Linked DNA regions of Homo sapiens: region 1 is linked to region 2. A link is a contact called in ENCODE Hi-C or POLR2A ChIA-PET data. All regions are on one chromosome and are shown on one strand. Each heading gives the region's core, a stretch centred on a gene start or an enhancer-like site at or near the end of the contact. The rest is flanking DNA. Distances are from core to core; before and after follow the strand shown.

What was found. A loop is a pair of places that touch in the nucleus more often than their neighbours do. ChIA-PET counts read pairs that join two places held with the same protein, here RNA polymerase II (POLR2A). Pooled maps may share reads with other maps.
Region 1: a map of K562 shows a loop between it and region 2 (2.2-fold over the local background). The contact joins two enhancer-like sites. A Hi-C loop is called at or near these places in 1 of 168 maps with a recorded cell type or tissue (K562), 6 of 37 single-sample maps with no recorded cell type and 6 of 50 pooled maps. POLR2A ChIA-PET finds 5 or more read pairs at or near these places in 1 of 52 experiments (activated naive CD4-positive, alpha-beta T cell).

Annotation. Positions count from the first base shown.
Region 1 is chr14:56,338,747-56,341,708 of GRCh38, reverse strand. All of the region lies in intron 5 of LINC02284 (long intergenic non-protein coding RNA 2284), which reads right to left. Among named protein-coding and RNA genes, the nearest start is that of LINC02284, 29 kb to the right of the region's middle. Within about 2 kb of position 1,413, at least 5 of the 41 ENCODE cell types and tissues checked have a DNase peak (open chromatin) inside an H3K27ac peak, as active enhancers do.
Region 2 is chr14:56,215,287-56,218,349 of GRCh38, reverse strand. The region is part of intron 2 of PELI2 (pellino E3 ubiquitin protein ligase family member 2); the gene reads right to left. Among named protein-coding and RNA genes, the nearest start is that of LINC02284, 94 kb to the left of the region's middle. Within about 2 kb of position 1,534, at least 2 of the 41 ENCODE cell types and tissues checked have a DNase peak (open chromatin) inside an H3K27ac peak, as active enhancers do.

The DNA of each region.
Region 1 (2,962 bases), core at 164-2,663, 120 kb before region 2:
CTAACGTCAAGGGGTTCAGGGGCTACCAGGGAAAACCGACATGTAAAGATGTAGGTAGATCTGTAAAGAAACGTCCTGGAAACCACAGAAGTAATTGTCTCTGATGGGTGAGGAAAGGCTTTCTTTTCTCCTTGATACCTCTCCTGAGTGCCTCTGGTTGCCTCACTTTGGCATCTCATCTCTGCCCTGCCCACTCTGCCCAGTCCCCCTTGGGTATTGACATTTCTGCTAATATCTCCCTCTCTGCACTTCAGATCAGACCTCCAACCCCTAAAGTTATGATTGCAGGTCACAGAGGACAGGTTTGTGCACATAGTACTAATTTTTTCAAATATCTTAGCCATGAGCAGTTATTTTGTAGAGTAAATCAATGCTAATTCTTTAGAGCAAAGCAACATTAAAGTCTTTTTCTTTTTTTTTTTTTTCCTGAAGCACATTCTGAAGATTATAATCTACAAAGAGTACTAAAATGAGAAAGGATCCCTGGGCCTAGCTTGGTACTAATTTTTATTCATCTGATTTATAGAGTGGGTAGGTGAGGTAATGTCCTCCTCATCTCTGGACTGGGGATATGCTGACAGCTCCATCCATCAGGCAAGCTGTCAGAGCATAACGCTTCAAAGAAGCTGTTAAACAAAGGTCCAAATGGCTAACACTTCTAGGAGATGAAAAAGCAGAAGTTAACCTTAGTGTCCAGGGAAAAGTATTTTGCTCATCTAGTAGAGAAATGGATGTAGCAGTAAAGTCTTTAGACAAAGGTATTAGAATTTAAAGACAAATTCCAAATACATGCCTGGATTTCTGCTGCCTTTATGATTCTGGAAGCAATTCCTGGTTAAAATGTATTGATAAATAATCAGCCAGCAACGTTGATCTCACTGAAACTAGGATCCATCTTCATTAGCAAATTTAAGGATCACTTATGTCTATAAATATAGGGCAGAAGAAATAGAGGGGATGTAATCCAAAGTCCGCGGTTATGCCTGTCCACCAAGGAGCTGGATTGCAGCTGGTGGTCTTTAACAATTAGGGGCATGAGAAGGACAATGATCATTTACACAATGACATTAATAGTGTAGTTGGTGACCATTTTATGGTATCTTGAAGAATTTTAGGCACATACAAAACATCCAAAGGACATATTTTAGCTGCTAGGTTTAGTATATTTTCTTTCTTTCATTTCAACACCTTCAATGCCTTTCAACAGTTTTAGATCCCTCTGAGTTTTAGATCATCCAAGTTCCTCAAGGACAGAGAGAGGTTCCATTAGAGCATGACAGACTCATAGAACGACCTCTTTTGAAATCTAGGTCACACAGACAGCGAAAGTATCTCCAGTGGTCTCAGAGATCCTGGCCATGGCTCGGGGCGTGGAGAATAGCTTCAAGAATGGGGGCCTATGCAAGAGGGCCCTCAGCCGGCAGATGGCACTACAGTGTTTGGCAGTCTGAACTTCGTGCGTGCTCTTTAATAAGGGCCTTTTCTCATCATTCTACTCAAAGTGTTGTAATTCCCTCTGATTGTCTTCTCTGCCCTCATTTGACTTTGCTGAGTCATTCCATGCTGTGTCATGAAACTCTGTGCTGCTGCAGGAGACTCAGAAGAAGCTCTAAACACTTTGTGGCTGTTGGGATAACTCAACATGGGGGGCAGGCTGCCATGCCAAGAACCCCAGTGAGGGTGGCTGAGGAGAGGGTCTATGTACGGGGGTAGTGTGAACCCGAGGGTGATGAGGGAGACATAGCTTTGGGTGGCTCTAAGCCTCTCAAAGCATTTGAAGACTCCACTCTAAGTGAACCCTCCACCTCCCCACCTCTCTCTCTCTCACTCCCCTGCCCTGACCCAAAGGCTCCAAGTATCCATATTGCATGGGCAAGTGCATTCTCCTACAGGAAAGATGGGGATGCATGTCAACCTCATAAGCCCCACATAGAAGGGAGATTTCTATCTCCCAGCTGTGCCTGTCTCATTTTGCTTGGAGAAAGAAGGGGATCACAGAGGGGTGGATCACATGCTCCATAAAGGCAAATATTCTCCCCTAAAGAGAACCTCTTTGCTCCCACTGTTGGAGTTGGTGTCAAGGTGGAGTGGGGATGGGAAAGGATATATTTTTACAATCCTCTCCTAATGTCTAAGGAGGAAGGATCCCAAAGAAGATCCCCTAGTTGCTGAAGGAAGATGGGGGTGTTAAATTGATTCAGGTGGGTGGATGCAAATTGGAAGGGGGGAGGACACCTAAATTATTCTACATAATCAGAGGAGGAAAGAGATCAAGAGAAAAACTGGTGGGAGGCAGGGAGGACAAGAGAGAAGGAGACAACTAAGGTGGAGATTTTGATGAAGTGTTGTGTAGTGCAGCGTTTGATATATTCTCTTCTCCATCTTTCCAGAAACAGCCTGGAAAACCGACATTACCAAATAGTGCTTTACGAGTTCTATTGAGGTGGGGAGAAATGAAATTTGAGGAGGGGTTCAGTCTTGGGGAAGTGTTTGTGCGTGATCAAAAGGCAGGAGCAAGAACTGCCCGATGTGCTACGCCAGAACTGAACAACGTGATATAACTAGTGAAGAGTGAGGGACAGCACTCCACTTGGGTCTACTATTGCTATGGCCAAGGTCATTTTGCAGTGTCAGGGCCACTCTCCAGGTGAGTTATGGGGAGAGACCACAAAGAACCTGGAGAGATAGCATGTTTCATCCACCTCTGCTACTCTGCCAGTGATCTGAGAACAAAAGGCCCTCCCAGCCTAAAAGCAGGAATTTAGTGGGGCTCAGTGGAAGTGTTTGTTTTGATAAGAAGCTGCTTTAAAGCCACCATATGTTTGGTTTGATGGTGACACATGGCTGTAAGTGCAGCCTGGGCCCAGATACTAGCTTAGTCAGTGGTTCTCTACGTGTAGGCCCTGGTCCACAAATAACGATGTCACTTGGGAACTTGATAGAAATGTCAACTCTCAGACGC
Region 2 (3,063 bases), core at 285-2,784:
AATTCTTGGCTTATATGTTGAACACTAGACTAGTCTGCTTAATTGAACATCAGAACAGACAAAAAAAATTCTCTAGGTGCAAAAGCTGCTAGCTACTTTTTAGAAAAGGTTTACATTATTTGAAGGGAGATGTGCCAGAAAACAATGATAGATCACAACTACCTAATCTGGCCAAGGAAGGGACAAAATCAGTCTCTTCTTTGGTAGACCACTGGCTATGGAGTCCAGCAAAACAGGGCTCAAACCCCAGCTTTATCACGTATTAGCTACATGATGTTGAGCAGGTGTCCTCATTATGCCTCAATTTTTTCATATATAAAATAGGAATAGTTAGAATACCCAACTTAATGAGGTGGTTGGAGGAATTACAGGAGGTCCTATGTGAAAAGTAGTTAGCAGAGTGCTTCCCTGGTGAATGACCCTTCATAAATAGTAGCTCTGTATTAGCTGGCTGAGCAAGAGCCTGACTAAACAGTATTTGCTAACAGATCTGCGAGCTGGTGAGTATAACACTGTATGGAGCAGGCAGAAGGGAAAGGCAATCCTACCACGGAGAAGTGACAGCACGTTGGGCCAAGAGAGGAGAGAACAGAGAGATGACTGTCAAAATTTTAAAATCCCAAAGGTTAGAAAATAAGAAATAAACTGCCTTTTTCTATTACATGTTTTTGCTTTTCCTATAATGAAATGTATGTCTAGCTTTTAATGTGGAGCAGAATGAAAGGGTATCAAATGTTTGTTTAATGCAAACCTCAAAAACTACACAGTTTCCTGATGCAGTGAGTGGGGTGAAAAGAATGACCCAGGCTTGGCTGTCACTCAGAAAGTGGCAGACGGGGGACCTCTGGTGGACCCCTGGCCAAGCCGGACGCAGTCCTCCCCTCACTGCCAGAGGAGTCCTCCTCTTACAACAGCAGAATACGAATCTCCTCTGTGAGATTAATGGTCTCTGCACACCTGATGATGGTGGGTTAGACACTATAATCCTCTTCTGTGTTCTGGTTATATGCCCATTCCCCTCCCAGAAGACAGGATCTGCCCACAGGCCTGCCAGGAGGTGGAGGGGGCAGGGGCGCTGGGCTGCAGACCACAGGCAGCTACGTGAATCTGGGCAAAATCCTTACCCTACCTTGGCCTCAGTTTCCGTTTCCTCCTCTATGAAAAGGGGAGACACAGCTAACATTTTGGCCTCACAGGACTGTTGTTATCCTCAGATGAGAGATGCAACTATAATGTAACAAAAGAATGCAAGGAAATCTATTTTTAGAAACAACAGTCTGTTTGGAAACACTTTCCTTAATGTATTTAACACACTACTACACTCACAGTGAATGTTTAAAAAAAAATAACTTCTAGAACTCAATTGAGATGCTGACAAAGGACTAAATAATTTAGGACATGTTTGGAAATGATTAAATTCTTGAATTATTATATAGGTAAGCAAAATTATTCTTAGGGACAGTGTAACATTGCATGCTAATCAGCCTCAAGAGAAGCAGTAACTGTCAACAGCTCGTGGCACACAGCCAACTGTCTGCGGGGTAAGTAAAGAAACTGAATTAGCTTTTTCAGGGGAGCCAGAACACTGAGCCCTGATGACATGAATCCTGAAAGCAATGGAACTCTGAACACAGCCTTTGCCTACAGAGTTTTGCTCTTTTCTTGTCTCTGAATTAAGTTAAAATGAATGCCATTGCCATCAGTTTATAACCACATAGCAATGTTCATTCAAAAACTATCATCAAATGTATGAAAACTCGGTCACTGCAAATAAGAGAGTTAGAATTTGACAAAAATGATACAAATCCTGTGAAATATCTGCCTTTAGGAGTGTCTGTGCTTGCAGCACAGAACAGCCTATGTCTTGTTGGGTATGAGTATGTGTGTTTTACAAAATAACAGTGCTGCTCAAGTATCCAACAACAGGAGCTCACACTTTGCTGAACAAGAAGTTTAATATACTTTAATAATAAACCTGGAAATGAACCTAGAGAACAAGATTGAACACAGTGTAACTTCACGACTGGCTTAGAAGATAGAAAACATAAAACAGAAAAGAACCTTAACAAATAACACTACAATCACACATGTATTTTCCCCTTGACCTTGAATAGCCTCTGCCTGACTCCCTGGCCAAGGAGCCCCACAAATGTAAAATCTGAACCAAATAAAAGATGATTTCATGGGTACACAAAAAGCAAATACATAAACAACTGCATGAAGTTTTTTGTATTTACTTTTCTATAATGCTGACTAAAAAATAAAGCAACATTAAATGCTACCTTGAAAGCTTAGAGATGACATCTCTGCAAAATATAAGCCAGATTAAGCAAATTCCTGAGTAGTACTGGCATGTATTTCCCAGATAAAAATAAAATCATATTATTAGCTTAAATGTGATATATATTCCACCACATAACAACGTGAAATGTGACTACAAAATAAAACTGCATAATTTCTATAACCCACTGTAGTGTCATTACTTTGCAGTGACACTGTTTTAAGCTACTGACTAAAGCTCACAGCATTAGGTACCTAAATTCCACACCGCTGGTGACAGTGACAAGACCTGACAAGCATAATTAAACAATAGTGAGTTCAATTAAAAATCTGATTTGCAAAACTGGGCTATACTTCAAGACTCATTCTGATTCTCAAGACTCAGTTAATTTTGAAATTAAAATGCTCCTTAACTCATGTGTTTTGCTACCAAAATGTAGAGTTAAATTAAAATAGTATTACAGTTGAACACCAAATATGAATTTCCAACAATTGATTTAAGTTATTTTGTTTCTAATCATGTCTTTTAGTCTTGGTTCATGAACTAATGATGTTTTGAAAAAGCTATAAGTAAGTCCTAAATCTAAAAGACAAGTATTATTTCCTTCTACCTACCTATTGAGGAAACCCCAAATCATGTGAAAAGAACATCAAAGTCTATTCCCTCACAATGCATTCAGCAGCATGCTCCCCCGGCGGGCTTTCCTGTGTGTTATGTTTCGCTACAGCAACAGTATAGGGTTGTCTATCCTTAAATGTCCAAACCCCTTGGTGCCCATGAAA